Linked DNA regions of Homo sapiens: region 2 is linked to region 1. A link is a contact called in ENCODE Hi-C data. All regions are on one chromosome and are shown on one strand. Each heading gives the region's core, a stretch centred on a gene start or an enhancer-like site at or near the end of the contact. The rest is flanking DNA. Distances are from core to core; before and after follow the strand shown. Region 1 holds the start of OAF (out at first homolog). Region 2 holds the start of ZNF202 (zinc finger protein 202).

Region 1 (2,831 bases), core at 163-2,662:
TTCCTGCTGCTGGGTCACTGTTAGTCACTCACCATCCAGGCCCATTTCCTGATAATCCCCCAGCCCCCTGGGTGCAAGGCCCTTCTTATTCCCTCCAACACAGACACACACACACCAAGAGCGGGCTGGTCTCTAACTCCCAAACCGTAATCTGGGACACACACCCACACACCCACACCCACCCACCCACCCACCCACCGGGCTGGTCTCTAACTCCCTAACCCTAATCTGGGCCAAAATAGGGGGGTTGGCTCGCTTCTCTGCCAGGCAGAGTGAAGGGCAGCACTTCTCCCAGAGGGAGGGGGCCTCAGCTGGGGTCTCTCTCCAGGATCCTCCTGCTGCAAGCGCCCCAGCCTTCCAGACCAAAGAGGAGACAGGGCTTCTCCCGGCTTGAGAGGGACCAGGGGCAACCAGCTCTCCCCAGAAAAGTGAAACAGAGGGAGAGGTGACAGAGGGACTCCAAAATGTCAGGGCTGGGAGGCCTCGCAGACCCCTCAGTGCCCTGTACAGGGGTGAGAAGCCAGGCCCATAGGAGGAAAGAGGCTTGCTTGCTCTAGATCACACAGGGAGAACCCACAGTGAGAGCCCACAGCGAGAACACTTCGCCTAGGACTTTCCCACTAGAGCACAGGGGAATGACTCCAAGAAGGGAGTCCAGTCGTTAGTAGGAGTTCTGGAGGAGGGTTAGCACCTGGGGGGCTCTGGGAGCGCTGGAGGAGGGAGTGAGAAAGGGAAGCAGAGGGGTTCTTTGGAGAGAATGAAGGGGTGGGCCCTGGGGAGTGGGCAAAGAGGTGTAGAGAAGAGCCCGGCGTGACCTTGGGCCAGCTGCGTCTCCCTCCTGGGCCCGTCTTTCCGTCTGCAGGCAAGAGAGCGCCTGGGATCCCGGGGGGCTCAGGCTTGAAGGTGCCACCCCGGCGAGTGAGGGCGCCTCACCTTCTTGAAGTCGGCGGTGAAGGAGACGAGGGTGCCGTCGGGCTTGCGCAGCTCGAGGCTGATGCTGTCCGCGTCGCTGTCCGCCTGCAGGCTCTCCTCGGTCACCTGGCCGTCCGGCAGCCGCACGCGGACCCGCAGCTCGGCCGGCGCACCCGTTCCCAGCAGCGGCGCGAGCAGCGGCAGCAGCAGCAGCAGCGCAGGGCGCGCCAGGGGTACCCCGGGAAGGCGCATCCCCGGGGGCCGCTGCCGTCCGCGGCCCCGGCGCGCCGCGTGGGGGCGGGGAGAGGCGCAGGCAAACTTCGCCCAAAGTTGGGGGCTAGTTCGGGGCGCCCGGGAGCCGCTCCGCCGGGGGCCTTGGCCGCGGGGTCGCCCGCGAGGTGGCGCGGACGCACGTGGGTAGCGCTCAGCAGGGCGCCCCCGGCGGCCCCGAGGCGGAGACGGCGCTGCCCCGGCCCGGCTCCGCGGCCCCGGGCTCCAGCGCTGCGAGCCTGTGTTTTGCACTTTTCATTCAATCCCACCCCCCGTCACTTCCTTCAGAAAACAGAAACCACCAGGACCCGCCTTAAAGAGACCGCGCACCTCGCGGCCCTTAAAGGGCCCGCGGCTGCTCTCCGCACTTCGGCGTTGGCCGGGCAGGGGGCGGGGAGAGGGGGCAGCGGCTCCGCGGCTTTGTGCGAGCGGCCTCCTCGACCTCCCTCCCGCCCGGCCGCGCGGAGTCAGCGACCCAGGCGGAGTCAGAAGTTTGCTCTCCCGGGGCAAATCCCTTCCTTCCAGCAGGGGCAGGACGGGTGACTCTTCCCCCGCCCTGCACCGCCACCCCCCCCCCCCGCTTTTTTTTTTTTGGCTTGCTTTTGTGCCACGTGGATGAAATAATCGGGCTTGGATTTTTAGGGGTTTTGTTTGGTCTTTCAGTTTCTCTGACAGCGAATTTCTAAAAAGCTTCTGCAAAATCAGACCTCGCTTTGCACTCTGCCTTTTCCCTGCCCCACACTGGGAGGGTGGATCGGGGGTTCTCGCCCAGCTTTGCCACGGCCAGGTGTTAGACCTTGATGGGTCAGGTCACCCACTGGGACGCGGCCCTCAGGTTTTGTGAGCCCCTGTGCCTCTTTCCTTTTCAGTCCTGCCTCCCGTGCTTCCCGCATTCACGGCCTTTCCTCAGTCCTGCCCACCACCGCAGACCCGGTTCTTTCTCTCTATTATAGACTATGAAAATCCAGGGAAATGTTGGATTCCAGGTCACTTGGGAGAATTTCCAGGGACTCGGGACGCTGGCGCTCCACGACAGTGGCTTTCCCACAAGCCACAAGGAAACATGCGTGCCCTGCGGTGCACCCCAACAATAAGAAGGGTGAAGACCAGGAGATCTGGATTGCTGCCTCCTCTGATTAGTTGTGGAATTTAGGCACGTTTTAAAAATTCTTTGGGCTTAAGTGTCCCCGTGTGTATCGTGGAAGCTGCTCAGACCTACACTGTCCTGCCAGTCCCAGGCAAGGGAAAAAGCCCCACGAAGATGCTCAAAACCAATTGTTCCCTGACTTCCATTTTCACTTCTGTTGGGACCTTGATTACTGATGGGTGAAAACTCCCTTCTCTGCAGCCTCCTTCCCTTCTAGGGCTTCCCCAGCACAGGGCCATGTGAACTGCAGGGTCCGGCTAGAATCGGCCTCTTGCTATCATCCAGGGGCCCTTCCCGCTACCCGCTCTCTGCTGCCTAGATTTAGGACTGAAGGGAATTTAAGAGACTACCAAGTCAGCCTTTTCCAAATTTGCCTTTCCTGAAGAATCACCTGGATGCTTGTTAGAAAATAGATTCCCGAATCCCTAAACCCATGGAATCAGATTCTAGGGAAAAGAACTGAGGATTAGCATTTTTGACAAGGCCCACATGATGCTCGACA
Region 2 (2,836 bases), core at 116-2,615, 3.5 Mb before region 1:
AAAAAGGCAGAGGAAAAGTAAATTCACCTCTCTCTTCTTGAGCTGGGACATCATCTCCTCCTGCTCTCTGGCCTTCAGACACCAGCACCTCAATCCCTTTCCAGTTCTCAGGCCTTCAGCTTTAGACTGAATTATACCACCAACCTCCTTATTTCTCCAGCTTGCAGTAAGCAGATGGTGGGACTTCTCAACGTCCATAATTATGTAAGCCAACTCCTTATAATAAATCTCCTTTTATATGTTTATACATACCCCGTGTGAAAGGAAAGTGATTTGGGGCCCCCAAAATCACTAAAGGGAAAATTCATGCTGGGAACTGCTTAGGGCAAACCTGCCTCCCCTTCTATTCAAAGTCACCTCTCTGCTCACTGAGATAAATGCATATCTGATTGCCTCCTTCCGGAGAGGCTAATCAGCAACTCAATGCAACCATTTGTGTCTTATCTACCTATGACCTGGAAGCCCCCTCCCCGCTTTGAGTTGTCCTGCCTTCTGGGTTCACACCTATTAGTTCTGTTTCGCTAATACACTGCCACTCCACCAAAAGTAACTAATCCTTTGGTTCAAACCCAGTAAACAGATCCCAGCAATGTGTCCCATGAAAAGGAAGTGGCACATGGCACGTGGAGAGTGGTGACTTACAGGGTAAAAGGGACAGAGAGCAAAGGAAAATGTCAAGTATGGGCAGAAAGGTCACCGAACGGACAAAAATGAACAAATGAGATCAGGGAAGACAGCCTGAAAGTAAAGAAATACGAAGCAACACTCAAAGGAAAAGAAAGAACAGTGATACCATAACTATTTTCTTTCTGAGCTTCTGATGTTCCATTCAGTTCATGTGCAATGTATCATTTAGTCCTCAGAGTAACGGTATTATTATGCCCGTTTTATATGATGCACAATAGGGTTCAAAGATGGAGAGATTCGGCCGAGGCCCTGCTGCTGATGGTGACTGCAAGAGCCAGTATTCAAACCTAACGCTGCCCTTTTCTACCATGTTGCAGCGGACAATGCAAAGAAAAAAAAATCAAGAAAAACACGTAGAGGTATCCAAATGAAAACAAACACACAAAAGATCAAAAACAGAAAAGAAAAAAGAAAAGAAAAAGAAAACCCTTGCAGAAGGTATGCCTGTAAATGAAAGGCCCAAGATGTTAATTTATTCGCTGCAGAGTGGAGTTAGGGGTCGCGGACGGCAGCTGTGGGGTCCGAGGCTTCTTCGCACTGGGTCCTTGGGGAGCACTGAGCCGCAACCCGCGGAGGGCGCATAGAGAGGATCAAACCTCCCACAGCCTAGAAAGGCTCCTACTCGGCGAGAAGGCGGGGCGAGCGATCGCTTCCGGTTCCGGGCGCAAAGGCCCCACGTGTTCCGACCCGCTAGGCCCCGCGCGGCTCGGATCCGGCGGCGCTGTTTCGGTCGGGAGTGGGTGGGAGAGAAGCCGGGGCAGGGGAGGAGCCGCCGGAGCTGTCGGAGCCGTGAGTCCTGAGTGGGCTGGGCTGGGCCGGGCCGGGCTGGACCGGGCCGGACCAGATCGGGCAGAGCCGGGCAGGGCGGGGAGGAGGGGGAGGGACCGGAGACCCCGCCCCCCAGAGTCTGGGGAAATCGCCGTGTCCTGGGGAAGGGGTGGCGGCGGTGTACTGAGGGTGCCGAGACGTTGTGGTCTCTGTGTTTCCTGGTGGCCGGAGCCAGTATCTCCGGGGACACGGATGGCGCTCCCGGCTTCCTTTCCTTTCCAGCCACCGCCCTCCGCCCCCTCCTGGGGCCTGCAGAAATGTAGTTAGTCCGTACCTCGTACCTCCTAACGCTTCCGCGCCAACTGTCCCCCCGGAACCGAGGGAGGAGTGGTCTAGGCCCCTTTATTTTCCGCAGCTTTTTCTTACCCCTCCTCTCAGATTGCTTAAGATCATCTCCGCGGGCTCCTTGCCCCGGCTAGCCCCATCTCCTTACACCACCAAGCCCCCCTCAGCCCCCCAGCACACACCCAGATACACTCACCCGTGATCTTGTCACCTGTGATGATAGTAGTCCTTGGCGTCCATTTGGCCAGAGGCTTTTCAGCTGCCACTGTGACAGACCCTGAGGTCCCCTCAAGCCAGTAGCTGCTGTCTCCACTTGCAACTTTCCTCTCCTCCCACTCCTAACAGCCAGTTTTGGCACCTCTTCTCAGCACCTGCGTTACTTTTAGCAGGAGTATACCTACTTCTTGAGTGTCTTGATTAAAAATTTGTTTTTGTGCCATGGATAGGCTGTGTTCCTTCAGAAAGGTGTCAGTCTAATTTTTGTTTTTCTGAACAATGAATGTTCTCATCTTCTAGGCGCTTTGATAACCCTGTCTGCCTTGGAATCTGTACTGACCTCCCCAGAGGGAGACTCTTAGACCCAGCCTTTCTTGAACAACCTTGGTCCTGGGGAGCAGCGCTAGATCCCAGGCTCTCAATTAGAGGCTGGGCTTAGAACTGTTGCTTTTTCTCTATCCACGCTCTGCAGGTGACACCCAGGGCAGCTACACTCAGAAGCCACAAGGAATGCTAGTGGAGCCCCTCATCCCTCCCAGCTTCTCTTCCAAGCTGCCCCGTGGGGCTTGATCCAGGAAGCTACTTCAGAAAGGTTGTGGGATAGCCTTGGGAGGAGGTTTGTTGGTGGGAAGCGTGTGAACGCGGAGCAGTCTGGGATAACTTTCTGCTGTTACTATCTAGCATAAGAGGGTGGGCAGGGTTGGAGAGAGGACAGGAATTTTTCCTCCTAGGACCAAACGCCTGGGATTCATAATCTTTCACCCTTTCTCCTCCAGCTATACCCTTTTTGTACTCTGTGTATATACTATATTGCAGTAGA

Evidence for each region. Hi-C counts contacts between places; a loop is a spot of excess contacts on that map. Pooled maps may share reads with other maps.
Region 2: a loop to region 1 is called in a map of naive thymus-derived CD4-positive, alpha-beta T cell, with 9 times the contacts of the local background. The contact joins the promoter of ZNF202 here to the promoter of OAF in region 1. A Hi-C loop is called at or near these places in 1 of 168 maps with a recorded cell type or tissue (naive thymus-derived CD4-positive, alpha-beta T cell), 1 of 37 single-sample maps with no recorded cell type and 4 of 50 pooled maps.

The regions. Positions count from the first base shown.
Region 1 is chr11:120,209,613-120,212,443 of GRCh38, reverse strand. It overlaps OAF (out at first homolog), which reads right to left and starts at 1,412. Exons shown (of 4, transcript NM_178507.4): 1 at 934-1,412. The coding sequence starts at 1,164. RefSeq lists silencers at 1,095-1,204, 1,295-1,344, 1,525-1,784 and an enhancer at 2,118-2,659.
Region 2 is chr11:123,740,189-123,743,024 of GRCh38, reverse strand. It overlaps ZNF202 (zinc finger protein 202), which reads left to right and starts at 1,365. Exons shown (of 9, transcript NM_003455.4): 1 at 1,365-1,476; 2 at 2,489-2,608; 3 at 2,833-2,836. RefSeq lists enhancers at 183-780, 1,770-1,979 and silencers at 1,370-1,419, 1,460-1,589.